Regions from separate parts of the Homo sapiens genome. Here all the other regions are linked to region 4. Evidence: chromatin contacts called from ENCODE Hi-C or POLR2A ChIA-PET data. All regions are on one chromosome and are shown on one strand. The core of a region is the stretch at or near the end of the contact, and the rest is flanking DNA. Distances in the headings are between cores, read along the strand shown. Region 1 holds the start of TRIM39 (tripartite motif containing 39). Region 2 holds the start of PPP1R10 (protein phosphatase 1 regulatory subunit 10). Region 3 holds the start of PPP1R18 (protein phosphatase 1 regulatory subunit 18). Region 4 holds the start of BRD2 (bromodomain containing 2). Region 5 holds the start of MDC1 (mediator of DNA damage checkpoint 1). Region 6 holds the start of PPP1R11 (protein phosphatase 1 regulatory inhibitor subunit 11).

Region 1 (3,972 bases), core at 1,127-3,626, 2.6 Mb before region 4:
TTAAATGACTGGGGAGGGAGGGCCAGAATCCAAGGGGAGTATTTAATGACACTTGAAAATGTTATTAAATTCAAATTTTAGCATCCATAATAAAGTTTCATTGACACACAGCCATGCTCATTTAGCTTTTGTTTGTTTTTGGAGACAGAGTCTCGCTCTGTCGCCCAGGCTGGAGTGCAGTGGCGAGATCTCGGCTCACTGCAACCTCTGCCTCCTGCTTTCAAGCCATTCTCCTGCCTCCGCCTTCCAGGTAGCTGGGATTACAGGTGCGCGCCACACGCGCCACACGCCCGGCTAATTTTTGTCTCTACTAAAAAGTAGAGACAGGGTTTCGCTATGTTGGCCAGGCTGGTCTCAAACTCCTGACCTCAGGTGATCCACCCGCCTCGGCCTCCCAAAGTGATAGGATTACAGGCGTGAGCCACCGCGCCCAGCCTTCATTTAGTACTGTCTAATGATGTTTTCATACTGCAAGGAGAAAGCTGAGTATGGACCACAAGGCCAAAAAGATGTCCTCTCTGGCTCTCTACAGCAAAGATTTGCCAAGCCCTGTTATATGTCATACTACTTGCGCTTCATAATTTTATAGTTTTACCTAGACAGTCTCCCTTTTTTCCTTCCATATTCAGCATAAAATCCCCTTAATATCAGTCTCTAGGCAAGCACATTCTTCACAGTCCTTAGAACTGGACCTCCTCTTGTTAATTTCCTTAGTCTAATCACATTCCTCCTGGTTATCTACAAACAGAAAGCCAGAAAGGAGGGCTATCAACATCTTAAGCGCCACAAATTAACAAATCAAAACCAAATCTCTCTCTCCCTCCGAAGCCACGGCTAAGGAGGCTCACTGCCCAGTTAGTGGCTTTCAAACTACCCTTACAAGTGAGACATCTTGTGAATTAGAACAAGTGCTGCTGCTAAAATCCCTAACGGCTACATAGCAATGTGAAAAAAGGTATCAAATGTAATTTTCTCAAATTTAATCTTCTTCAATTCTTGGCACAAAAAAAGGAACAGTAAAGGTAGACAACTGTAATTAGCATGTGTGATCCCAAATCTTTATACCTTAGATACTGGATTATATTTTCAGCAAGTAAATAGTTTCTGGCTCCCAAGATGAGAGGTTAAATAATGCAGGGTGTTTGTAAACAGCAGCACAATTTACACCGGAAATTAGGGCCCTTTCTCACCGAGGAGAGTACAGCAAAATCTGCTCATCTCTTTCAATGAATATTCTCCATGACTAGTGCTGGCGGCGGGGAGGCGGAGCAAGCTATCTTTTCTACCAGCCGTGTCACACCCCTCCTAGCACTAACCCCTCCTCCTCAGCCTTTTCACACCTCTACCCACTACTAGCCCCTCCCCAGCCCCATCACCTCTTCCCGGGCCCCTCACACCTCTCCCAGCATACTCTTCCCCAGCCTCATCACCTCACCCACTTCCTCCAAAATCACTGACCTGCTAAGCTTCCAGCAGCAGGCGGGCAAAGCAGGGAGGCTGTAATGCAAAAGTCCGCAGTCCCTACACAAACACTATCTGCTCCTGCGGAGAAACTCAAGTCACAGCCCCAGAAGTGGAAAGAACAGGCCTTGGCTCTCACCCAGTTAACAAGCGTTTATCCAGCGCACGTGTTGCGGTCGGACCCCATGCGAAGGAGCTAAGGACACAAAGGTGAGCAGCAGAGACGCGGTTCCAGCTCTCCCCCGGCTCCCACTCCAGCGGGATAGGTAGATAATTTCGGTAAATTTCGCCAAGCAGGGGCAGGACAAAGAGTATTTGAAGTCTACCGCGGGGAGAACTTACCTAATCCTTGAATGTTAAAAGGCTAAAAACTCCACTAGTCGGAAGTGACGTGCCAGCTTAGCCCCGCAGGTCCGCCACGTAATTGGCCGCCGCCACAGCTAGCCACCCTCTCCCCAGACTGGCCCGAAGAGAGGAAAAGTGTGGAAGTCCACAAGCCGCCCCCGCCCCGCCCTCTTCGTCGACTTTCAGCTGCACCGGGAGGCGGCGGCGCCTGGCCAGAGCCGGGGCCTGGAGCCTGGACTAGACAGCCTCGCCGGCCGGGGCGCCAGTCCAGCGCCCTGCGGGCAATGGGCTTCAGCGCTCGAGCACGCGCATGCGCGGGCCTGTATCTCCAGAGGATTCCTCGGGTCACCTGGACGCCAGCATCTCAGCCACCTGCCCCTCTGGGTCCCTTCTTGCCCTTGATTCCCCCTGCTGCTTCTCATCGCCAGCCCTCCTCCTCCTTCTTCCGCAGGCACCGCTAGACCCGGCCGCGGCCGCCCGCCGACACCCCAGCTTCCACTGACACGAGCCTCGGCGCGGCTTCCGCTTCCGGCGAGTATTGTGTGTCGCGCCGCGGGGCGGGGGCGAGGGGAGGAGGAAGGAGGGAGGCAGCGCTCCGGCGGCTCCGCGCCCCGCACTCCCGGACCCGAAGCCGGGAAGGTAGGTGCTGTCCCGCCGCCGCGCCCGAGCCTGGGGCCTGCGCTCGCCGGCCGGCTCCGCAAGCCGCGTCCCAGCGCCCCGCGACTGCGTCACCGGCCCCCCGCACGTAACCACAGCTGCCTCCGCCCGCCTCGGGCCCGGGCGGACGTTTTGCCGCCCCGGCGACGTCAGCGCGTCCGGCGTTGCTTGGCTACCCCGCCGTTCCCCCGTCCCGCTGCTGCTCACCTCCCCGGGTGAAACTCTGACGCAGTCACCGCGGGTCTCGGCAGCGTCATAGCGGCGGGCATCCCATCTGCACGTCACACCTCTTTCTCACCTGGACACGCATCCCTTCCTACCCTGCCAGCCACGACGTTTCCTCTTTCCCCTCTCCAATGCCCCAGCCCCAGATCTGGCGGAAGAAGATGGAGAACGGGGGTGGGACAGAGTTGTGGACAACCTCTCAGGAGAGGGTCGCAAGGTGGGACCCTGAACAGTGGTAGAAACAAAATGAGATTGTCCCTGAAGTTTGCCCTTCAGCTGAGACACAAGGAGTAGAGGAAGAGGAAGGACTAACGCAGAGGCACTCAAGGTCTCACTATGACTGTAGTTGAGAGTCCTCTCCCTTCTTCCCTAACCCTTTCCCCATTTCTCTCACCACTTCTTTGCCAGTCTAGATCCGTCCTGGTGCCTTACTGTGCATACAGTTCTACTCGTCTCAGGTGAGGAGGCCACTTAATTTGTAAAAGACTGAGGAAGGGGTAGGATCACCACAAGTCAAAGTTGGATTCCCACAGATAGAAATCATCTGACTGAACTTCTCTCCTATTGCTGACAGAAGAAATTCAAATCCAAAGAAGTTATCAGTTCCTACTCCAAATCAAACACATTTGTGTGTGCCAACAATATATACAGGAACAATTGTTGTTAACCTACCTCATTACATGGCCACTTATCTCTCAGCACATAGATCTACCAAATTTCCTTCCTTCCAGTAGGTCCCTGGAGAAGGATGGGGGTCGGGAGGAGAAAAGGTTATGGGGATAGTTAAATCAACTTACCCATGGCTAAAAGTATGGATGTTTTAAGGATGGAGTAGGGGGCCAGCCTTGTGTTTTATAAATCTCTCCTATGCATTTCCAATTCTTCTGAGGCTGCGCTTGAGGGAGATCTCATTGCCTCTTTTGTGTCTCTTAATTCGCAACCACTCCAGGACCTATAAGTTGGAGACACACTATGCCCAGGGTGTTAGTTATCAATAGCTATATTGAAAGATTCCAGTCACTACAAATAGACTCGTTGCTCTCTTTTCAAGAAGTCGTTGGCCTGAGCTCAGCAATATTTAATATGGTTGCCATAATTTATCAGTTTTCAGCAGTTCTGAGTGTCCAGATGAACACAAGAGAAATGGAATGTTGCGTGAAATGTCATTCCAAGAAGAGAGCAGATTTCCTTTAGGCTAGTCTGATGGATAAAAGGAAGAATAATTTCAGATTTTCCTGAAAAGAGGAGGTTGCCTTTGCCTCATTCATTCCATTTGTTAGCCTT
Region 2 (4,363 bases), core at 1,547-4,046, 2.4 Mb before region 4:
ACTAATCAAGTGCAGAACGTGATACAGCACTGAATACAGTTTATCCCCAAACTGAGAGGTGGGAATGAGGGCGATTTAGAAGAAAGTCCTAAAAGTACCCACCTTCCCCCGATTCTCATTACACAAAGCGACCAAATGCAGGAGGCCCACTGGTTCCTAAGCAGAAATGGCACACTTCAGTGTCATTAGGCCCGTTTATCTCCAAGTTACTCTTGCAAGCCCTTGTGTCTTTCCCATCTCCCTCTACACACATATATACATACACACACGCTCACACACATCCTCAAAGCTTCCCAGTCTTAGGTTTGCCTGTTTTTTCACCCCTGGCAGCTGAAGTGGGGAAAAATTACAAGCAGTTGTGATGAGTGAAGGAAAGTGAAAATAAAAACTGGTTCTATAAAAACTAGAACTACACAGAGATGGACAGCCTTGATACTTAATTCCTATAAGCTCCTATCCCTTTAAGATATTTTATATAATGAAAATAAGGAAAATGTCTTCTCCCTAGCAGCAACGAGCACAGGCAGTGCAAAAGCATCTGCTCAGGGGTGGAGCTTCAAGAGGGTGGAGAGAGGAGGAAGAAAGCTGATTACATCACCTTTCAAGGCTGCTCCTCCCACTTGACCAAGTTTCTAGGGCGGCCCTAAGCTCAGGATGGCAAAAGGGGGAGAAAAACAACAAAGACGGAGGGACGCCATTTTGTAATGGAGAAAGAGGACTTAAACTAAAAAGCCACCCGGCTCTGCCGGTAGCTTCAGTTACATTATAAAACACCTTTTTAGTAAAAAAAAAAAAAAAAAAAATCAAAAACCAGTTCCCCATCGTGAATAATCTTTGACCTATTTTGATCAGTAAGAGCGTAGTGAAAATTAAAGCAATTAAAATATTAAAAAGAACAATTTTCTGCAGGGAAGAACTGAATTTGCAACGGAGGTTCAACCGGCTACCATCGACCACCCCCATCCTCCCTATAGAGGGAAAGGGGGAGGAAGGACTTGGACCCCTCTCAACAAATAGGGTTGAGGTGGGAGGACAGGAAAAAAAATGGGTCAAGACACAACCTGCAACGCCGCTTGGAAGACAAAAGGACAAGGAAAGTCGCCATATTGAAGCAGGGAAGAAAAAAATTCCTTTTAACGACACAAATCTTTTAGAAAGCTAGCATTCAATTGCACTAAATGGCTTTTAAAATTATACTCCTAAATTCCACATTTCCCAACCTTTCCACCCTCTATTTAACTGTACCTCCCCCACCAAAAAATATCAAGTTAAAATGTTAATCACTCTTTTGCTTTTAAATACCTATGCAATCTGCAACAATTATAAGACATTCTTTACCTCCCCAACTATTATCTTGTATGTACTGGCACTAAGATTATATTTTGTCCTAAGTGTCTTGCAATCTTTATTCCTAGATTGCCACCTATTTTAACCACACAAATATACCCCAAGCAAATTACATTAAAATTGAGAGGATTTAACAGTCATTTAAAAAGTTATAGCGAGCTATTACTTCTCTCTGCCCATCTCCTTACCCTGCAATCTTTATGTACAGATTGCTTATTAATCTGGCAAATTGAAAGGCACCCTGCTTGTCTCACACACAAAGAAGTGGTACTTCTGGGCCACAAGATCCACCATCTCTTGTATGTGAGCTCATTAACCCTTTTGAAGACTGCTGCTAACCAGAGGAAGGTAACCATTCCTCCTTATATAAACACATATGGCTTTGGCAGTCTGGAAATTGGCTGGATTACCAAGGGTTAACCATCAAAATCCTCACTTGCTGGCCCTCCCTCCACCCTCTCTTTGCCTGCAGCAAGGCAGGGAAGAGATAGGTGGTAGGGGAGAGAGAACAAGACTGTTTAGACCCACAGGCCCTTTTTAATGGAGATTAAGTGACCAGATTGGTCCTTCTCCAGTTCTCTATTTGTTCTATGGTCTCATTTCTTCCTCTCATTATTTTTGGTTTCACAACGGGAAACGTTGATTTCTTGTTGCAAGGCTGGTTTTTGAAAATTCGACACTTACTATCCAATTTTTTTGCGACGTCAGCACCTCGGGCTCAGGGGGGAGGGGGTAAAATTTTGGAGGAAAAAAAATAAAACAACCAACCAGGACCCAAAACTCAATTATTTAGGGGGCCTCATTGGATCAAAAAGTCTTTTAAAAAATAAAGGCCAACTCAGTATTCATTTCCCCCCCACCCAACTCCATTTAGGGAGGGGGGTCGCAGAAAAAAGTTCTGAGTGGATTCAAAAAAGTAAACGCTGGATGAGTGAATTTGGGTGGTTTGGGAAGGGAGGGTGGTTGATTATTTTTGAAGTTATGTAGTGACGGTCCTTCGGCCACAGATTTCAAGTCCCAAGCAGCGTGGGCTGGTGGGGTGGGCAAGATAGGTGGGAAGGGGCAGAAGACACAAGTGGTTGGGCTGGTGGCTGCTGTTTTCCCTTTCCCCCCTCTCTCAGGATCCTTTCAAGGGCTTAGATGTTGCTGCGGCTTGTTTCTGTTTTCCTCGTGGCCGGCCTGTCTTTCTCCGAGAAAATTCAAACCTGGGATAAAAGGAACACAAGGGAGAAAGATGTAATCAGTACGGGTTGCTTCAAAACACTCACAAATGCCATCTTTGTTGTCCCCAAACAAACCTGTGTCCCATCCTGATCGCAACCGCTTTAAGCCGTGGCTCTCAAATGAACCCATCCATCCCTATCCCGCTTCCCAGATCCAACGCTCTCCGCAAAATTTTACCCACTAGACGACAAAGTAGGCAAACTTACCTCTAAACGAACCCCAGAATGGCGGCCGCCCGCTCGGGTGGAGTCTTTTATACCCGGACGCCGCCCAACGCGCCCAAACGTGCTAGTGAAACGCCCTTGTCGCGAGACATTATACGCGAGGCGTGAACTCATTGGTCAACCCAAATGACAACTCGCCAACTGATTGGCTACTCTCACTTCACCTTTGCTCCGCCCCTTTCCCTGGCACTCTCTTCCGCCTCCTTCCTGCCTCCCTGTCGCGTGCGCGTGACCAGGAGCCTAGCACCTCCCTTTCCTCTGCTTCCGCCACTTCCGCCCTGGAGAACATTTCTCACCCAGGATTGGTAGAAACCTAAGAGCGCATGCGCACTGAGAGGATACCGCTAAAAATCGCCTTCAAAATTGCTTAAAAGGCAAACTTTAACAATGCGATCTAAGAGTCGTAGTGACTGGCCAAAAAAAACCGCAATTTTGGGGTCTAATTCGATTGTGACGCAGTTGAAATTAGCTTCTCCCCCATGCCTTCCCTTTCACGCTTCCGTCCTGACGCAAACGTGGGGCCGCCTTCCGCACTGCGGGCTTGTCCTTGGCCCTGCCCTACTCAGTTTCCTGAAGCATGCGCAGTTGCCTTTCCGTCAATTCCTGTCCTGGGCGTACGTCAAGATGGCGGCGTCTGTATTAAACACCGTGCTGAGGCGGCTTCCTATGCTATCTCTCTTCCGAGGTTCTCACAGAGTTCAGGTAACTCTTCGAAAGACATTTTGCACAACCTCAAGTTGGTTATACCTTCTCGAGGTTGTCGCTCCACTGTCAGGAATCCACGAGTGGAGACCTTCCCACGTGTGTCTTAGCTGTCTAGGCAGTACTTCCTGCAACCCCCCCCCCACACCCCGCGCATTTTCTAATCCCGAGCCGAGGACTAAACGCCAGGGTTAGGTATCATCCTTTTTCCAAAATGCCATTTCAGTAAAATAACTTAAGTGATGGAATTGACCCCTGTCCACCCTCAGTCATGCATAACCAGCTTTTTAAAAATTATTTAACTAATTAAGGGGCCATGCTAATCTCTGTATCGTTGCAATTTTAGCATAACATATGTACTCCCCAAGCGAGCGCCACAACCAGCTGTTAACTATGCAAGTGGTGACTAAATCTGTGTTGCTCTGGAATGTCCTTGGGGAAATTAGGGATCCCAATTTCTACCAACCTTGCTATTTCTCAATAAGGTCAGGATATATTCTTACGACCTGAGGACAGTTTCTCAGCTCTCTTTATTAAATCAGTTTCTTATCGGAGTTATGAGAGCTTAACTCCGTCCTTTGAATTGAGGTTTCCCTCCAGTCTTGTGTACTCACCTCTCTGGAGGTTCTTGGTGGGGCACGGTGAGATAGGAAGGCTTGCCCAGCTGCCACTCCCTAAAGTGGGACTGAAGAGTGGTGACAGAGGTCAACACAGAAATAATAACAGCCTTGGTAGCTTTAAAACTAGCGTTAGGACTCAAGTTTGTTCTGCCCTGTAGAATGTTGACCTTCAGCTTTTATGAAAATGGGCAACTCAGTGACTTCATTGGATTGATTTGGAGACTCACCTGTCTTCTGCATCCCCTC
Region 3 (4,598 bases), core at 1,419-3,918, 2.3 Mb before region 4:
CCCTATCCCTTCTCCCCAGAAAAACTGCAAGTGCTCTCACCCTGGTGACCCTGCCCTCACTGATTCAAGCTCGTCACTTTAGGCTCTCCCACTGGATGGGCTGGGGCAGGTCACACTCAGGAAAGGAAGGAAAGAAAAGGGGGTTGGAAACTCAGAGCCCAAGGGAAGGGAGAATGAGCAGCCTGGCACACCCTGAAAGAGACACACCCAGAGACAGCCTTTGCTGGGGCAGGATCTTTTGGGCTCAAAATGGAAAAGGAGGGCTCTGAGAAGGAAGGGTGTATGTGCAGAGCGAGGAAGGGTGGTGGCAGGAATTAACAAGAAAGAATAGAGGAAGACAAGAAAACAGGGGTATAAAAAAGAAAGAGACCAGAGTCCAGAGAAAATTGACAAGTGGACTTCTAAGAAGTCTGGCTTGGCTGCTTCCCTACCTGTTTGTGGTGTCTTTCGGGGGACCCCTTGGCAAGGCAGCTGCGGCTGAGACGGAGGTAGCCCCCCAGAACCAAGATCTCCTCGGCAGTTGGGTACCGCTTCTTCCCAGCCCCCGGGACTGCAGCATCAACTGTGGCTGGAGAGGTTGGGGTGGCTGGGGTCGCAGGGGGCACAGACCGCCGGGGGTTGACGGTGAAGGTGTGTCCACTGCGGCGGGGGGCCCCCACCCCTGGCCCTGCCTTCACCCCATAGAACAGGCGGCTCATGAGGGGATCCCCAGGAGGTTGGGGGGCAGTTGGGGCTGGGGGTGGGGGAGACAGAGGGGCTGGTGGTGGGGGCTGGAGCTCCACTGCTTCCTCTTCCTGCTGTCTCAGGCCTCCAGTCCCAGCGTCCTCTGGTGGGAGGGGGGAGGGCACAGAGCAGCAGTTCTGCAGGGCTCTCAGAGGCCTGCCCTGAGCCCCCGCCTCCTCCTTCTCAGCCTCCCCTTCTCCAGCCTCCACACCGGGAGATTCCAGAAGCTTCTCTGCTGACTCTGGAGGTTCTGGTTTCTGAGTTTGAGCCTCTATGTCCCTGGGTGTCCATTCTCGAGCCTTCCCGGAGTTCAGGGTCCATTTCCACCCTTCTGTTGGCTTCATGCCCCTCTCGCCATCTTCCACAGGCCTCTGCTCTGCTGCCTCCACTCCTGCGGAACTGTTGCCTTGGGCCTCCCTTGTCAGGGTCTCGGACAGCTCTGCAGTCTCTTTTGGAGCTACCCCTGGAACTGGCCACTCTTCTTTTCTCCCACATTCTTCCGAGTAGTCTTGTCTTTCTTCTCCTGACCTCAGCCTCCACTCTGTTGCCTCCAGTTGTACCAAACTCTGTTCCTGAGACTCTCTGGAGTCAGGTCTCCATTTATGGGCCTCTGTCAGGCCCAACTTCTGGTAGGCAGATTCCCCTGGGCTCAGTCTACTTTCCACCTCTTTTCTCCTGGGGCTTTGCTCTCGAGACTCTGCTAGTCTCAGACTCCGCTCTGGAGTTTCTCCAGGACTCAGCCTCCATTTCCATGCCTCTGACAGTCGGGAGCTCCTGTCTCCCACCTCTCCTGGGCTTTGCCTCCAGTCCCGAGCCTCCAGAGGCCTCAGGCTCAACTCTTGGGCTCCCCCTATCCCCAGCCTCCTCTCTCTGGTCTCCCTCGGACTTAGTCTCTCTTCTCTTGACTCTCTTCCCTTGGGGCTCTGATCCCGCATCTCCCCAGGGCTGGGTCTCCGCTCCCGGGCCTCCAGAGGCCCAGGCTTTCTCTCTGCTAGCAGCTCTTCACTCCGTTGTTGTTGCTGCTGCTGCTGCTGCCGCTCCTGCCGGATGAATCGGTTCTGGTGCACTGGCCCGATGGCCTCCAGAAGGACCGCAGACTCATCCGGGTCTGGAGGTCCAGCCTCTACAGTCCCTAGCACAGGGCTAGGCTCCCCAGGGGACAGCCCAAGCTTGGCCCGGCGGCGCTCCAGGAGCCCTCGTTTCCAGGCTGGCATCTGGGACAGGCGCTCCCGTTCTGCTTTCTCTCGGCCTCGAACGGACGCCTCCTCCTGCCGGCGCCGGGCTAGCAGCTGTAGCTTCCAGTCTGGGATGGTGGCCATGGTCGTCTTGAGGTGAGGGTAGGGAGCACTGGGGACAGAGAACAGGAAGGAGAGGCTCCAGAGAGTGAGACAGCCCGGGGGTGAGACTGAGGGTGGGAGGAGAGGAAGTGGAGGGGGAGAGGTGGGACACAAAGCAGGGCAGAGGGGCTAAGGATGAGGACAGAGGGAAAGACGGAAGGCAGAGAACTGGGGAAATGGAAAAAGTGAAGAGAAGTTGTGAGCCCAAGTTGGGGGTGGTGGGGGTGATGTGAGAGGAAGAGTCCGGATTGGAGGCAATGAGGGCAGGAGCCAGATGTGGCAGCACAGGGTTAATGCGTATTAAAGACCGTCTCTAGGATGTGAGAAAGAGAGAGAAGGGCGAAAAGGAAAGTTGGCGTGAGGGAGAAGAGAGAAATGTGGCAGGGGTGAGGGGAACCTGGGTGCAGGCCAGGCTGCCTCAGCGATACCCCAGGGAGGCTAGTGTGGGAAGGAAGGACCAGGAATCCCTGAAAGGACCAGGAGGCAACGGGACCTGAGGGGGTGTTGGGGAGGCAAGGAGGGGCGGAGAGCGAACAGGTCTAGAGGAGAAGGGAAACCAGGGAAGAGGGGAAAGGAGGGCGGCGGCAGCAGCCGGGCGCGTCTCAGCGCGGGCCCCAAAGGTCCCGGCTCCGCTTCCAGCACCGCTCGGGCCACGCCTCTCCCCAGCCCCCACCCCTCTGCCCCGCACTCCGCCCCCGAGGCGGGTCGGGGGAAATAGCCACCCCCGAGACTTTCGGAACCCGGGCGTCAGGGCTGCCAGCGCGTTCCCAGAACCCTGGCGTCCACCCCCACCCTGTCCTGTCACCACCGCCTGCCTCCCCCACCGACTGCCCCACGCGACCCCAGAGTGCCAAGGGCCGGCTCCATGTCTCTTCTCCCCGGCGCCTGCAAGTCCTGCGCCCCGTCCCCGCTCTCATGAAGCCGTGACAGAGCCGGCCGTCTCCACCCCGCTGTAGCCGCACAGACTGACAATCTCGGCACAAAGAGGAGACAGCCAAGGTCCGGGCCAGGGACGGGAGCAAGGACAGGGGCGAGGAGACACCCACTCCCCAAGTCTGAGCCCCTCAGTCAACTCACAGGCCGCGGGACCCCCGGGGGAGGGGGTGCGGAGGAGCCGGGCGTCCAGAGAGAGGAAGAGGAGGAGAGAGGGACCGAGGGAGATCCGGAGACTGGAGGGAGGGGAGGAGGGAGGGAGAGGAGGAGGGAAAGAGGCAGCAAAGGAGGAGGGACGGAGACAGAGACCAGGGGGCCGGGCGGGGGCGGCGACCGCTTTGTCTAAGGACAATGAGGAGAGGGAAGGGGGCGCAGGGCGGAGCCGAGGAGAGGGCGGGGCCTAGATCCCTCCCACCCCGCGTGGGACTCGCTGCGGGACTGCCCTCTTCTCGCCCCAACCACTGGTCCTCCGCTCTGTCCCCAGGGGCCCTCACCAGCTTCCCGCCCGGACACGCCAGGTGTCCAGATCCCTTCCCCCAGCTCGCCGACCCAGGGCGGTGGCCCGTGACTCAGGCCCCTCGTGGGACTTTGGGAGGAAGCGGCAGCTGCTCCGAGCGGGGCCCGCCCTTCCCATCTCCTGCCGCTCCTCCCTACGCTTTTGCCTTCTCATCTGGGTCTGTAGGTCCAGCCTCTGAAGTCCTTTGTTTTGCGGGGTCGAGGGCAGCCGCCAGGCTGTGGGGGGCTTTGTGGATGGGCGGCAGGAGAGGCGCTCAGAAGCCAGAGGTTTTGGATGCTCCCTCCCCTACCAGAGCTGCTGCCCCGACTCTTTCTAGCTTCAACCTGTCTCCCTTGGGTCTACAGGTCGGCTGCCGGGAAAAAGGGGATTTGAAGGAATGGGAATGGGGACCCGGCCGCTCTGGCAAAGTGGGGGCGGGTCTGCGGGGGTGGCCGAACCCCAGCGGTTGCCAGAGGGCGTGGTGGCTGCCCAGACTCCAGTTCGGTGCTCCCAGGCTCCCTCTGGCTTTCTTTCCCAAACTCAGCCCTGTAGCTTGGGAGACACTGACAGACTGCATGCCATATGTAGAAAAAGGCTGACTTTTATTTTCCTGCAGAGCATCTTCCTCGGGAGAGCAGGGAGCCCCAAGTCATCGAGTTAAGAGCAGGAGAATCCCCTTGACTAGGTTGGGGTCTGAGCCCAGAGGCAGGGCCTAAGGAGGTGCAGAGACTAGGGCCGGGAGTGGTGAGGCAAGGTTGGGGCCTGGAGGGACAGCTATGACCGTTGAACTTGCAGACCCTGGTCCACCTTCTTGGAGTGGAAGCCAGCGGTGCAGAAGGGGACCCCTGAGGCGCAGAGGCAAGTAACAGTGCCAGGGGAGTGGTCAGGGCAGATCCTTTCCTTCTCAGGAGGCTGTTGAGGGGGAGAGTGTCATGCTCTAAACAGTGAAGGGACAGATGACTTCCATACCCCACTCTTCCTTGCTGGTGAGAAGTGGACCTTGGAGTTCAGTGGCTGAAACTCAGAATTTAGGGTATGGAGCTGGACCCAGAGAATAAAGTCTCAAGTAGTAGAAGGGGCATCTCCTTCAGTCCATGGATTTGGGCCTC
Region 4 (4,377 bases), core at 1,439-3,938:
CTTTTCAGAGATGTTATTTGGGCGTACATAGATTGGGGAAAAGTCTACTCCATATAGAAAGTGCACATGTGTAAAACACAGAGGCATGAAACAAAATGATGTGTCTGGGAAACAGTTCAATACAGCTGGAATATAGGGCCCAAGAGGAAGTGGTTAGACATGAGGCTGGAAAGCTAGGCAGACTGTTTTGGCAAACATAGGAATTTGGACTTTATCACATAGCCAATAAGGAATAACACAGAGTTTTAAAAAGAGCTATGGCCAGGGCTATATTTTGGAAAGCTCTCTCCTGGCAGTATTGTGGCAGAGGCAGAGAGGAAAGTCTAAAGCAGCACTGTCCAACAGAACTTCTTGTAATGAGGCCGCGCGCAGTGGCTCACGCCTGTAATCCCAGCACTTTGGGAGGCTGAGGCGGGCGGATCACGAGGTCAGGAATTCGAGACTAATTTGGCCAACATGGTGAAACCCCGTGTCTACTAAAAATACAGACACTAGCCGGGTGTGGTGGCAGGCGCCTGTAATCCCAGCTACTCGGGAGGCTGAGGCAGAATTGCTTGAACCCGGGAGGCAGAGGTTGCAGTAAGCCAAGACTGCGCCACTGCACTCCATCCTAGGCCACAGAGCAAGACTCCGTATCAGGGAAAGAAAAAAACAACTTCTTGCAATGACACAAATGTTCAATAATCTGTGCTTTCCCATATGACAGCCACTAGTCACATGTGGCTATTGAGAACTTAAAATGTGGCTAGTGTATTGAGACACTAAATTTAAAATTGTATTAATTTAAATCCAAATAGCCATGTGTCTAGCAAATAATTTAGGAGACTGTTGGTATAGCTCAGGTGATAGAATTAGGACAGAAGGGTGAGTTGATGGATAGTTAAGAGGCAAAATTATGAGTCTGTAAGGGTGTGAGAAAAGGAAATCAAGAACAGGCTCCCAGATTACAGACTTTGTGGTTAAACAGCCACCATTACTCAGGACAACAGAAGAGAAAGAGCAGGTCTAGAGTGTATAGTGATTTCATCAATTTTGAACATACTGGTGTCTGAGAGTTATCCCAGTGGGAATATTTAGTAGAAAGTTTAGCTTAGAGAGCTGTCTGAACTAAAGATTCAGACTTCAGAGGCTTTGAGCCATGGAGTCAGATTACCTAGAGAAGTTGAACAAAATTAGAAGCAAACAAGAATCACAGCAAATATCAACACATAAAAAGGGGCTAAGGAAGAAAAATCTACTGAGACTGGAGAGGAACAGTTACACAAATAGGAAAAGAAACAAGTGAGAGTGGTATAGAAGTCAAGGGTAGAGAGAATGTCAGGAAGGAAACATGATCAAATGTCGAATGCCTCAGAGGTCAAATAAAGTGAGAACTGTAAAGTGCTTCCTGACTTTGCCAGTTAGGAGGTTCTTGGTGACATCTGCCAGAAAAGTTTTGGTGGTAGCAGCCTGACAGAGGTAGCTTGAAGAGTGGGGATGGGGAAAGAGAATGTGACAAAGAATTGAGATAGTAAGGATAATTTCAATTTCAGGTCTTGGCTGTGCAAGGAAGCCGAGAGACATGAGTCTCTAAGAGGGCACGATATTGAGAGGGTTGTTATCTTTCTGTCAGCGGGGAAACCAAGAGAAAAGTTTAAAAAGGTCAAAAGGGGGAGAAGGGAAGACAGCTTCCGGGTAACAGAGAAGGTTGACCAGGTCAATAGTAAAGGATTTCCTCAAACCGAAGGGAGGACCTCTAGTGAAATGAGAAAGGAATACACAATTGACCCAGTTTGCAGGTGGGAAATGGGAAGCCAGTTCTGCAAATTGGCCTTTCTGTTCTGTGAAGTGCCATCTGTCGGTGAGGAGAGATTAGGGTCTGCAGCGTGAAAATCTGGACCATACTCTGGGTAATCAAGGGAGAGGTTATCGGCTAATGACAAATTAAAGGCTTACTTTTTAGCTGGCAACTGAATCACCATAACATTTTATGTTACCAGTTCCAAAATTTTGGGGGGAATTCACTCAAGCTTGGGAGAGGAGAGATCATAACTTTAAGAGTATAAGAGGTTTAAACGGTCCACTACGAAATAAATAGAGAAGGAAAAGTTATCAGCTGGTAAATATCGTAGAAGGTAGAGCGGTCCAGGGACTCACAGGTCTCACTAAAGAAAAGTCTAGCGTAGGTTCACGGCACGGAGAGATTTTAAGGCTGCCTAAGACTAAAGCCAAATACGAAGTCCACATCTGCGGTCCGCACCTTATCTCTCCGCGCGGCAGGCGCGACGAGGGCGAGAAACTCCCTCTCCAGTGGTCGCACCACACGACACCAGGGAAGGGGCCCCTCTCTCCAGACCCTCATATCTCCAGGTCCAGGCCCCATTTTCCTCCGCTGACAGCTCAGCAGCGTGCGCTTCCGCTGGATTCAGGCCAGGACCAGCGAAGCCGCACCTTACACCCACCGAGGAGGAAACAAGCCTGGCCACCCGAGGCTACCCCGCTAGGCCGCGGGTAGTGGGGGAGGGGGCGCTGAGGCAGGAGGTCAGCACCCGGGCGCGGGCTCCCGCCCCACGAAAAGCGCGCGCTCCAAGCCCCGCCGCCGGAGATGCGGTTCCGGTCCGGACGCCTGCGCACTACGGCTCTCCCCGCAGCCTCTGGCCCTCCTTCCCCCTCCCCCAGTCAGGGCGCACCCTTGCGCCTGCGCTGTGTGTGTTCCTGGTCTGCGGCAGCCATGCTGAACTCGTATGGAGAGGCGAGTGGGGGGGACAGAGTCCAGGACTGCGGGATAGGAAGCTGGGGATATGGACAAGCAGCAGCGTTATAGCGCTCTGGGTTTCGGGACATAGGCCTGGGCCATGCGGCCCCCTTGGCCCCTTGGCGCGACCCCCAGGAACGTTCGGAAAGCTGGTCCTCGTGGCTGGGGGAAAGGCGGGGGGTGGGGGGGAAGCGGGCACGTGACCCCGGTCAGCCAATCTGGGTGCTGCTGACGTGGCCGCGCGGCCCCGATGCTCTCCCCACCCCCCCAGCCCGTTCGGGAAGGGAGGGGCTGGGGGCTACGCCCCCTCCCCCAGCACGGCTTCGTTTTCTGGGGGGGGGTTGACACCCCGGATTACATACCCCGTACCAAGCCGAGGGCAACTTTGGAGGCCCCCTGGAAGGCTTTAGGATCCAGGTGAGAAGGGGCCCTTGTGGGGCGGAGATGTCAGTCAAGTGCTTAACCAATGGTGGGGAGTCCGGGAGGGGGATTCTTGGGGTTCAGGAAAGAATCCTGAGAGTGGGAAGATTTGTCCTTCAAACCTTTTACAGCCAATGGGAGCGTGGAGGGGGGGCGAGCGGGAGAGGGCCATGGGGGGGGAGGGGAATGGCCAGCCTCATGCCTCCGTACCCATTGGAGGGCAAAGGGGTTAGGGGGCGGTGTGGCCCCCCCTATTCCATTCGTCCCCTGGGGGTACAGCAGCCGGGAGCCAGGTGAGAAGGGATCCATCGGCGGCCGAGGGAGGGGTGACCTGGCGGTGGGCTGAGGAGTGGTGGCTGTGGCCCCTACCCGTGGATGTGAATGCTTTAGGAGTTGGCCACCCATGTTGTGAACTGAGGTTGTTCCCAGGCGCCAACTTCCTTTCTCCCCAGAGCCTCTGGAGGGAGCATTGCTGTGCGCCCTTTGTGTCCGCGGTAGGGGAGCTCCAGTCGTCACACCGCAGGCTGGAGGTTACGCTTCGAGTCGCTTACCGAATTTGTGTGCATTCACGTGGACACGGCCTGTGGGGCCTTTTGCCCCTGTAGGGTCTTTACTGAGCACGTGTCTACTCCAGGCTGGGGTGCTTACAAGCTGAAAGCTTGAGGTCTGCTTAGGAACAGAAACCAGGCCCAAGGTGGGTGCTGGCAGTAGGGGGTCTAGACAGCATGGTCTGAGATGCGAGGGAGGCTCGGGACCTGGAATGATTTCACAGCTCCCAAGGTTTCGGGTTTCTCCAGGGTGGCCTCTTCCATCGCCTCCCTCATCCCCTCCCCCAGTCCTGAACAGTTCTCTCCTTGTGTACTGCGGGGGAGGGAACGGAAAGGAGGAAAGAGTTACTTTCCCAAATTACTGAGTAGCAGTAGCCTCCCTGGTGACTCATGTGGGGGAAGGGAGGATAGAGGATCGGGAGGCAGTGATTTTCCGGAATGCAGGGAATAAACGAGAGCAATGTCTGGCTGCCCTTTTCCTAAGGCCTAGTATTTTCTCAGCCTCCTAAGTTTTTATTCCATGGCCGGCCCCCTGATGGGCCTCTGTCCTGGCCTGCAGAGCCCCGGTGGAGAAAAGCAGATTTGGGAGGTTGGGCCGCTAGGGGGAGGGGAAAAGGCCTCTGCAAAGTTGCTGTGTCATTGCCCTCCATGCTGCAGCCACCCAAACGGGGCCGC
Region 5 (4,574 bases), core at 1,811-4,310, 2.3 Mb before region 4:
GTCCTGGCCTGTCATTAGGAAAAAGTGCCTATTAGGTACTCTACTACTCACTCAAGGCCTCCATATGCATTAGAAAAATAAAAGGCCCTAGGACATCTAGGCACTGAAAGAGTATATGCGATACCCCATCCATCCACAATGGATGTTTTTTTACTGTTATAAAATACACATAACACAAAATGTATCACCTTAATAATTTTAAGTGTATAGTTCAGTGGCATTAAGTGCATTCACACTGTTGTGCAATCATCACTACCATCCATCTCCAGAGCACACAATTGGATTTTATTTGATTTTTTTTTTTTTTTTGAGACAGGGTCTCATTCTGTCACCCAGGCTAGAATGCAGTGTCATGATCATAGATCAGTGCAATCTTGAACTCTTGGGTTCAAGTGATCATCTGGCTCAGCCTCCCAAGTAGGTGGGACTGCAGATGTGAAATGAACCACCACACCTGGCTAATTTTTAAATTTTTCGTAGAGACAGGGTTTTGCTATGCTACCCAGGCTGGTCTCTAACTCCTAGTCTCAAGTGATCCTTCTGCCTTGGCCTCTCAAAGCACGGGAATTACAGGTGTGAGTCACTGCACCCAGCTTCATTTCAATCTCTTAATTTTCTTTTATCAAAGTAAAATCACTTCCAGTGAGTCCAGGGTAGTAGTCTGCAACTATCAACTCAATCGGCCCCATCTCTTCCATTCATGAAAAAAAAAAATTCACATCTCATTGAAACATACATAAGCTTCTTGCAACCCTCCAAATACCTTACCACAAAAATAAAAGATCTATATCAATACTTGAACATCCAATACCCTCTGACCTTTTTCTGGTCCATGGGCACCACTAAAGATATGTAGCCGCCCTACTGGCTCCACGTTACACCTCAAGGATTCACTGGATTGCTCTGTCTCCTCCTCTTCTTCAACATCCCAGTCAATAGCCTGGGTGTCCTCCATGATCTGGGAAGGATACACATTATCAATTATCCTCATTATTGGTTCACACAAACAGCATCAGAGTTATCAGACTGAAAACTAGGGGGTAAACTGGATCATTATGAACGTTGATGCTTCTCTTTCCACCAATCTTTCTGTTGTTAACCTTCTGAAGCACTTAAAACATTTTTTTCTTTTTTGTGATGGAGTCTCGTTCTGCTCCCCAGGCTGGCATGCAGTGGTAAGATCTTGGGCCCACGGCAACCTCTGCCTCCCGGGTTTCAAGCAATTCTCTCACCTCAGCCTCCCAAGTAGCTGAGATTACAGGCACCTGCCACCATGCCTGGCTAATTTTTGTATTTTTAGAAGAGATGGGGTTTTGCCATATTGGCCAGGGTGGACTCGAACTCTTGACCTTGGGTGATCCGCCCACCTTGGCCTCCCAAAGTGCTGGGATTACAGGCGTGAGCCACTGCGCCCCGTTGTTTTTCTTTCTTTTTTAGCCCATGCTTTTTATACTTTTACCAGACCACCTCAGTTTGATCAGATGCAACTGCAAAAAATGATAATAAAAGATGACATATATAGAAGCTTCCTATGTGTCAAGCACTGTTCTAATTACTTTATATCGACTCTGACTCATTTAATCTTCACAAGAACCTTGTAAAGTAGTATTACTATCTTCCATTTCTTCAGATAAAGAAACTGCAACATAGCTGGGTTAAGATTTTCAGATCTCCTTGAAACATACATAAGCATATATAAGGTTAAGACTTGCCCCAAATCACTCAGATGTCTCTCCTCTAAAATCTTGATGGTTTTTCGTGCACACAGAATAAAATCTAAACTCCTTAGCGAGACCCTCCATGATCTGAACTTCACATCTTGTAACGCCTACCCCTCGCCCGCAAAAGCCTATGGTTCAGCCAGACATTTTCCCCAGTCTTCGAACACACTGTTCTTGTCTTCCCACATCTTCATGCCTTAGCCCAATTCCTTGGCTTTTTCCCACCTAGTTTTCTGGTCCAACTTCTACCATCCTTTAAGATTCAGTTCAAATGTCACTTTCTTTCTTTTTTTTTTTTTTGAGATGGAATCTCGCTCTGTCGTCCAGGCTGGACTGCAGTGGTGCTATCTTGGCTCACTGCAACCTCTGCCTCCAGGCTTCAAGCGATTCTCCTGCCTCAGCCTCCCGAGCAGCTGGGATTACAGGCGCCCGGCATCACGCCTGGCTAATTTTTGTATTTTTAGTAGAGACGGGGTTTCACCACGGTCTCGAGCTCCTGACCTCAGGTGATCCGCCCACCTTGGCCACCCAAAGTGTTGGGATTACAGCAGTGAGCAACCGCGCCCGGCCTCAAATGTCACTTTCTCAGCAAACCCTTTCCTGGCGTGTTCCCTGCCTTCTCGTGTTCCTGGTGTATCCTGCCTGTTCCACAGTGGTCAATGGATTTGTGCTTACTCTAAGATCTCTCGCTATATTGTAACCATTACTTTCCATTTCTGCCTTCACACTCACCCACCTCCAGGACTGGATTAGGGGAACCGTGTCTTTCCCCTAGGGTCCATCATATTCATTCAATGGTTATGGTATACCTGTTTGAAGTATTTGGTATACATCTGTGAACCAAACATGAAATCGACCCTGCCCTCGGGAAGGCTCATCACCGAGCCTACTGATGAAGGAACAAATGAGATGGAAAGAAAATAGCATAAATGGAATTCACCTGAAAATATGCCACTCTAGAGGGAAACTGTTGACAGGTAGGGAAAGTAGGATGCCCCATGGATAAAGTGTCAACTCCGTCTTTATGACAGGCCAACTCAGCGGGTGCCCACCACGCTTGGCTCCAATTCAAAGAGCCACCATCTTTGGTCCCCACCTCAGTGGGTTCCCTTGTGGCCCGACGTCTCCCTGTGTCTTCATACCTAAACTCGGAGCGGGGCGCCAGGTAAGGATGAGTATTACAGTCCGAGAAGCGAACTTCCAAGTCACCTCCGCCCAGTCGCACCCAAGGTACGCCCCTCCCGCCTTCTGGGGGAACCAAGATGGCTCCCGGGGAGCCGTGGGCCAGGCCCCTAGAACTCACCTACTTTAAGTCCCCGCGCGCGCCACCAGTAACGGTCGCGACCCAGGTGGAGCGACTGCGTGTGCCGAAAAAGAGCTTATTTGCTGATTGGCTTCTGCCGCTGTCTTTCACAACCGCAGCCAGTCGAGCGGAGGCACACCCAAAGCCCCGCCCCCTTAGAGTTCAAATAGGTGGTGTCTCCCAGGCTGCTGAGATCAGTTAATGAGACGGTAATTGAAGGCCGCCGTGCGCCAACAGAATAATGCACGTCGATTGGGCAGCTCCAAGGGACAACCCACTACCGCTTGCCCGCCCACCACCCACTTCCCGCGCAGTTCCAAACCGCGACCAGAGAGTCTGGCGCCAGCTGCCGGCAACGGATAGAGGGGCTGTGTCATAGACGTCCGACGTGTCTGGTAAGGCCAGAGCGCCTTTCCTCGGTCCTCCTAGACATGGTGTCCGCTGACTCATGAGAAATGAAAGTGGGTTGCGCGTTGCAGTCGTGGCTGGAGGCTGCAGTTTGGAGAACAGCCCGTAGGCGTGGCAGTTCACTCCTGTTGCATTGGAATTTCATTTCCTTTTGATTTGGTTTGTAGTAGAAGTAATATCTTTCTTCCTGGGAATACGTCTCTGACGGACATTTTGAGGTCATTTTCTTAAATCCAAGATCCTAAAGATCTGTAGTCGAACAGAGAAAACTGGTTTGCTCTCTGTCTTAAAGGCTGTCCCCACCTTTCGAGGGGCGAGGGAAGGATCATAAAATCATTTATTTTTATTTTTTAATTAACTAATTTATCTATTTTTTGAGATGGAGTTTTGCTCTTGTTGCCCAGGCTGGAGTGCAATGGCGCGATCTCGACTCACCGCAACCTCTGCCTCCCAGGTTCAAGCGATTCTCCTGCCTCAACCTCCCAAGTAGCTGGGATTACAGGCATGCGCCACCACGCCCAGCTTATTTTTGTATTTTTAGTAGAGACGTGGTTTCTCCATGTTGGTCAGGCTGGTCTCGAACTTCTGACCTCAGGTGATCCGCCCGCCTCGGCCTCTCAAAGTGGTGGGATTACAGGCGTAAACCACCGCATGCGGCCATCTATATTTTATTTTTTGAGACGGACTTTCGCTCTTGTTGCCTAGGCTGGAGTGCAATGGCGCGATCTCGACTCACCGCAACCTCCGCCTTCTGGGTTCAAGCAATTCTCCTGTCTCAGCCTCCCGAGTAGCTGGGATTACAGGCATGCGCTACCACGCCCGGCTAATTTTGTATTTTTAGTAGAGACGGGGTTTCTCCATGTTGGTCAGTCTGGTCTCAAACTCCGGACCTCAGGTGATTCTCCCGCCTGGGCCTCCCAATGTGCTGGGATTACAGGCGTAAGCCACTGCGCCCGGCCTATTTTATCTCACAATAAGACATGAAGAAAATGGTAACTATAACACTTGCATAATTCATAAAGTCCTTTCTGTTGGTTATCTCAATTCTGTGCACAACAGTCAAATAAGCAGATTTTACAAACGAGGAGCTGGAGCCCTGCAAAGTTAAAGGACTTTCCTAGGATCCTACAGCTAATATAGAG
Region 6 (4,080 bases), core at 835-3,334, 2.9 Mb before region 4:
GGAATTTGGATAGTGAGACATTTAACAGAAATTTTAACCAGATCTCTTTAGCATATAAATTTGGACAACAAAAAATCTGATACTAAGTAATGCCACTAAGTGATCACTATAGGTGAGTATTTTATTAGTATTGAGATAAATACAATACACAGTTGACCCTTGAACAACACAGGTTTGAACTGCTTGAGTCTACATATATGTGGATTTTCTTCTACTTCTGAGACCCATAAGATAGCAGCACATTTAAGCCCTCCTTTTCCTCCTCCTGAGCCTACTCAACATGAAAATGTGATCCACTTCTACTTAATGAATAGTAAATATATTTTCTTTTCCTTATGATTTTCTTAATAATGTTTTCTCTAGCTTACTTGATTGTAAGATTATATGTATTATAAGTATATAATACATATACAAAATATGTGTTAATCAACGGTTTATGTTATTGGTAAGGCATCTGGTCAACAGTAAAGTTTTGGGGGAGTCAAAAGTTATATATGGATTTTTGGCTGTTCAGAGGGTCAGCACCCCTTACCCCCATGTTGTTCAAGGATGAATTGTATATCTATTATAATAGATTCTTACATAGAAAGAAAGAAAAAAGTAAAGTCACAAGGAATCCTACTCCACAGAGATAACCAAATTATACTGTATATCTGTGCTTGTGTATATGTATGTGGCTCTGTATATGTGTGTTGCTATATATGTGTTTGGTTTTTTTAATGGACTAGACATGCTGAACTATATCTTGCTTTTTTCTGTTTGAACTAAAAACTTTCAAGGGGAACAAATGCATACTCAGGTCCCGCATTCCTTGGCTCAAATAGTGATCAAGGGGTTACTGTAATAATTATCATATAATTGTGTGGCCCTTTATATATATTCAGAGCTCTCAAACATAGCTATCTTGTTTGACCCCCACAGCAACCTGGAGAATGGGCAGGGCAGTCTTCCCCACTGTACGTTTGAACTGTTCTGGCAGTTGACTTTCCTGACCCACTCCTGAAATCTGAAACAAACCTGTTCATGTTTCTACCCTACTTTAAGCCTTTCTCTGGCCCATAACAGTGATTGGATTAAGCTTAATTTCTTAGCAAAGCATACAGGTTCTTCCATATAACCACTGCCTACCTGTCAAGCTTCATCTGGCACTCCCTCAGATCCAAGCGGTACAAAACTCCATTTCCTGTAGTGCACACATCTACAACTTTTTAAGCTGCTCTTCTAAAAAAACCTACTTGTCGGCCTTCCTGGTTCTTGTTTTACCACTTTCTTTTGCTCTCTAAGAAACGTGCATATATTTTTATAAAATAGCCTATACTGTAATTTACGACCATTTCTCTGCTTCATCCTACTCATCACCCCAGAGAGAACGAATATGTTGGCAGTATGTAACTACATTCAGATTTACAAATCAGACATGGCATTTGTTAATGCCCCAGTGTTTCATATTTTTGTTAGTTTTCAGCATGCCTGTCTTTCCTACTAGAGCTAAAAGGCAGGGTCTGAGCGTCTTACGCGCCTCCATCTTCAAGGCGTAGCACAGTGACTGAAAAAAACTGACGTTGAACGTGCACTAAACTGAACTGCTCAAACACCTACAGGCACAGGGCGAGGGGTAGAACCACATCGCTTGACTCTTAAGTGTGTTTCCAACTGCTCCCACTTCCCGTTTTCTTTAGAGAAACCCAGACCAAACAAGGAAAGGGAAATAGGCCACGGTAGGGTCATTACTATTGCTCCTTAAGCTTCCTCGCCGGTCCACCTACCCAGACAAGGCAAACGGAAATCTGCAGCAGGACTCAGCTTGGTGCACACAACTCCGCCCTCGCCACACCCACTCTGCAGCGTCTGGCCCGGCAATACCCATCTGGGCGCCCCTCCTGCTTCCTCTAGGCTGTGAGTACGCGTGCTGCCCCAGACTCTCCCTCCTCCACCCACACCCGCAGTGACACCCCTTCCGCCAAATTTGTTTCTCTTTCTTTCAGCGCCTGCGCGCTGTCACGTTACGGCGGAACTAATCCAGCGACGCCTGCGCTTTGACGCATTTGGTGCCGTGGAAGGGAAAAAGGGGGACTGCAGTATGCGTCACACCCGGAAGCGGCGAGCCGGAAGTGGGGTTAGCCAGGTTATCCCCAGGGGTGGAGAAGCGGAGGCCCAGGAGGAGGGGGAATAAAGAAGGTGGAGGATCCTGGCTACCACTCTGAATCCGATACCGCTTCTCTTAGACCTCAGCGACAGAAAAAGGGAAGGGTGTCTCATCCCCCTTCCTCCTCTCCTCCCTGTCCTGAGCCTTAGCCATGGCCGAGGCAGGGGCTGGGCTGAGCGAGACCGTCACTGAGACAACGGTTACCGTGACAACCGAGCCCGTGAGAAAGGCGGGGGGGCGGTGCTGTTTAGGGGTCTGGGAGATACTGGGAGGGAGGGGACAGGGATTAGAAGAGTTGTTGGAGGAGCTAGGCCTAGGGATATGGGAGGTGTGGGGTTGAATATCTAGGGCTGGGAGAATCGGAAGGTATTGGAGCTATTTGGAGTGGCAGAGATGGTGCAGGAGGCAGGTCAAGGAACTTGTAATAGGGAGGTACAGTTAGGATATAGGTGTTGCTGCTTGGGGTGGTTATGTGTGTAAGTAATAAACGAAAGGGAAATTGAGGATTAAGGAGCCAGGAAGATGTTGGGAGGAAATCAAAGGTAGTGTAAGAAAGCATGGTTGGAGGCCAACTTATCAATATTATCAATATTGATATTCGAATAAATATTTATTGAATGGATGAATGTAAAAGGAAGTGGCAGGAATGAGGAAACAAGAAAAGGAGATGAAAAGAGGTATTTTGAGAAATCAGAGAGCAAAGATGTAAATGGAGAAACAAGAAGTATTTATCCAAAAACATGTTAAGTTGCCTTCAAAGGGAGAAGGTTGCATTGGGCTTAATACTCTTGGATTAAAGGAAGTTTAGTAATTAATAGATTAGTAATACTTGCTACTAGAGATGCCAGGATGCCAGAGAATAGGTGGATAAGAGGTAGGGAGGGCTGGAGCTTGAGAATGAGAGAGGTTTTGTTTGTTTTTTTAAGAGAAAAAGAATAGGGGATCTGGAAAAAGGAAGGGAGATCAAAGATTAGGTGCTGGGGACTGAAAAATAATTTTCATGTATTAATACTACCAAGGATGATTTGGGGAGGAAGACGGAGAAACAGCAAGGATTATATTTTCCTTTGAAGAGTTGCTGGGACCTTTCCTAGGTTAGGAATTGTGTCTTCTCTTATACTGGTGGTATAAGAACAGGAAATAATACTTATTCCTCAAGGGACTATCTGAGGTAAAAGACCTGTTCTGTTTTATCTTCTGTCAGCTCCTCTGGTGCTATGCCTATGGTACTGATTGAGCTAAAGAAGAAAAGAGAGGAGGTTCCCTGGGAGGGAGTGGGAAAGGTTAGTAAGAGGGGACTAGATAGGTATGCTCATCCTTAACCTTCTAGGAGAACCGGAGCCTTACCATCAAACTTCGGAAACGGAAGCCAGAGAAAAAGGTAGAATGGACAAGTGACACTGTGGACAATGAACACATGGGCCGCCGCTCATCCAAATGTGAGTAATTGTTGGCCCGCAGTAGCCCTGGAGTTCTGGCTCCCTTCAGCATATCTTGTATCTACTCATATCCACTGGCTTTCCAGAAGCCCCCAGATGTTCATAGTTCTGTCACTTTTTTGGTGGTGCTGTGGTATCAGGGAAAGAGGTAGGGAAGGGCTAGAACTGGAATTGCCTAGGTCTGACAGCAAGAAGTGTCAGAGGTGGGAGAAGTGGGGCTTTGAATTCGTGGCTCTCTAAGAGGACAAGAGGGGTGGGGCCTGAGTCCCAGAGGGTGGGCCTGGGGAAGCTGGATCCTGGAAGGTAGGAGAAAATAGGAATTTTCACTGAGTTTGAGTGGGAATGGAACTGACTATATATCTTACCCTTCCTCCTCTTTAACTGGGCTCCTCCCTCTAAATCTAGGCTGCTGTATTTATGAGAAACCTCGGGCCTTTGGCGAGAGCTCCACGGAAAGTGATGAGGAGGAAGAAGAGGGCTGTGGTCATACACACT

Evidence for each region. Hi-C counts contacts between places; a loop is a spot of excess contacts on that map. ChIA-PET counts read pairs that join two places held with the same protein, here RNA polymerase II (POLR2A). Pooled maps may share reads with other maps.
Region 1: a map of ascending aorta shows a loop between it and region 4 (14-fold over the local background). The contact joins the promoter of TRIM39 here to the promoter of BRD2 in region 4. A Hi-C loop is called at or near these places in 1 of 168 maps with a recorded cell type or tissue (ascending aorta) and 11 of 50 pooled maps. POLR2A ChIA-PET finds 5 or more read pairs at or near these places in 1 of 52 experiments (naive thymus-derived CD4-positive, alpha-beta T cell).
Region 2: a loop to region 4 is called in a map of gastrocnemius medialis, with 22 times the contacts of the local background. The contact joins the promoter of PPP1R10 here to the promoter of BRD2 in region 4. A Hi-C loop is called at or near these places in 2 of 168 maps with a recorded cell type or tissue (gastrocnemius medialis and naive thymus-derived CD4-positive, alpha-beta T cell), 1 of 37 single-sample maps with no recorded cell type and 17 of 50 pooled maps. POLR2A ChIA-PET finds 5 or more read pairs at or near these places in 7 of 52 experiments (CD4-positive, alpha-beta T cell, PC-3, SK-N-SH and 3 more).
Region 3: a loop to region 4 is called in a map of transverse colon, with 8 times the contacts of the local background. The contact joins the promoter of PPP1R18 here to the promoter of BRD2 in region 4. A Hi-C loop is called at or near these places in 1 of 168 maps with a recorded cell type or tissue (transverse colon), 1 of 37 single-sample maps with no recorded cell type and 11 of 50 pooled maps. POLR2A ChIA-PET finds 5 or more read pairs at or near these places in 2 of 52 experiments (MCF 10A and activated CD4-positive, alpha-beta T cell).
Region 5: a map of endothelial cell of umbilical vein shows a loop between it and region 4 (25-fold over the local background). The contact joins the promoter of MDC1 here to the promoter of BRD2 in region 4. A Hi-C loop is called at or near these places in 1 of 168 maps with a recorded cell type or tissue (endothelial cell of umbilical vein) and 11 of 50 pooled maps. POLR2A ChIA-PET finds 5 or more read pairs at or near these places in 2 of 52 experiments (CD4-positive, alpha-beta T cell and MCF 10A).
Region 6: a loop to region 4 is called in a pooled map, with 16 times the contacts of the local background. The contact joins the promoter of PPP1R11 here to the promoter of BRD2 in region 4. A Hi-C loop is called at or near these places in 11 of 50 pooled maps. POLR2A ChIA-PET finds 5 or more read pairs at or near these places in 4 of 52 experiments (CD4-positive, alpha-beta T cell, CD4-positive, alpha-beta memory T cell, activated CD4-positive, alpha-beta T cell and 1 more).

The regions. Positions count from the first base shown.
Region 1 is chr6:30,324,551-30,328,522 of GRCh38, forward strand. TRIM39 (tripartite motif containing 39) reads left to right here and starts at 2,377. Exons shown (of 8, transcript NM_001369521.2): 1 at 2,377-2,445. It overlaps HCG17 (HLA complex group 17), which reads right to left and starts at 1,584. Exons shown (of 5, transcript NR_052012.1): 1 at 1,459-1,584. HCG18 (HLA complex group 18) reads right to left here and starts at 2,606. Exons shown (of 3, transcript NR_102327.1): 1 at 1,601-2,606. RefSeq lists an enhancer at 413-1,056.
Region 2 is chr6:30,614,447-30,618,809 of GRCh38, forward strand. It overlaps PPP1R10 (protein phosphatase 1 regulatory subunit 10), which reads right to left and starts at 2,797. Exons shown (of 20, transcript NM_002714.4): 1 at 2,778-2,797; 2 at 2,032-2,552. It overlaps MRPS18B (mitochondrial ribosomal protein S18B), which reads left to right and starts at 3,394. Exons shown (of 7, transcript NM_014046.4): 1 at 3,394-3,497. The coding sequence starts at 3,420. RefSeq lists an enhancer at 3,055-3,623.
Region 3 is chr6:30,683,977-30,688,574 of GRCh38, forward strand. It overlaps PPP1R18 (protein phosphatase 1 regulatory subunit 18), which reads right to left and starts at 2,669. Exons shown (of 3, transcript NM_133471.4): 1 at 432-2,669. The coding sequence starts at 2,042. NRM (nurim) reads right to left here. Exons shown (of 4, transcript NM_001384369.1): 4 at 4,073-4,598.
Region 4 is chr6:32,965,906-32,970,282 of GRCh38, forward strand. BRD2 (bromodomain containing 2) reads left to right here and starts at 2,689. Exons shown (of 13, transcript NM_005104.4): 1 at 2,689-3,151. LOC124901302 (a long non-coding RNA gene) reads right to left here and starts at 2,616. Exons shown (of 3, transcript NR_190904.1): 1 at 2,240-2,616. RefSeq lists enhancers at 1,766-2,305, 3,604-4,377, 3,922-4,377.
Region 5 is chr6:30,714,221-30,718,794 of GRCh38, forward strand. It overlaps MDC1 (mediator of DNA damage checkpoint 1), which reads right to left and starts at 3,061. Exons shown (of 15, transcript NM_014641.3): 1 at 3,025-3,061; 2 at 820-958. The coding sequence starts at 955. RefSeq lists enhancers at 1,710-2,457, 3,206-3,953.
Region 6 is chr6:30,065,114-30,069,193 of GRCh38, forward strand. PPP1R11 (protein phosphatase 1 regulatory inhibitor subunit 11) reads left to right here and starts at 2,085. Exons shown (of 3, transcript NM_021959.3): 1 at 2,085-2,366; 2 at 3,477-3,585; 3 at 3,991-4,080. The coding sequence starts at 2,298.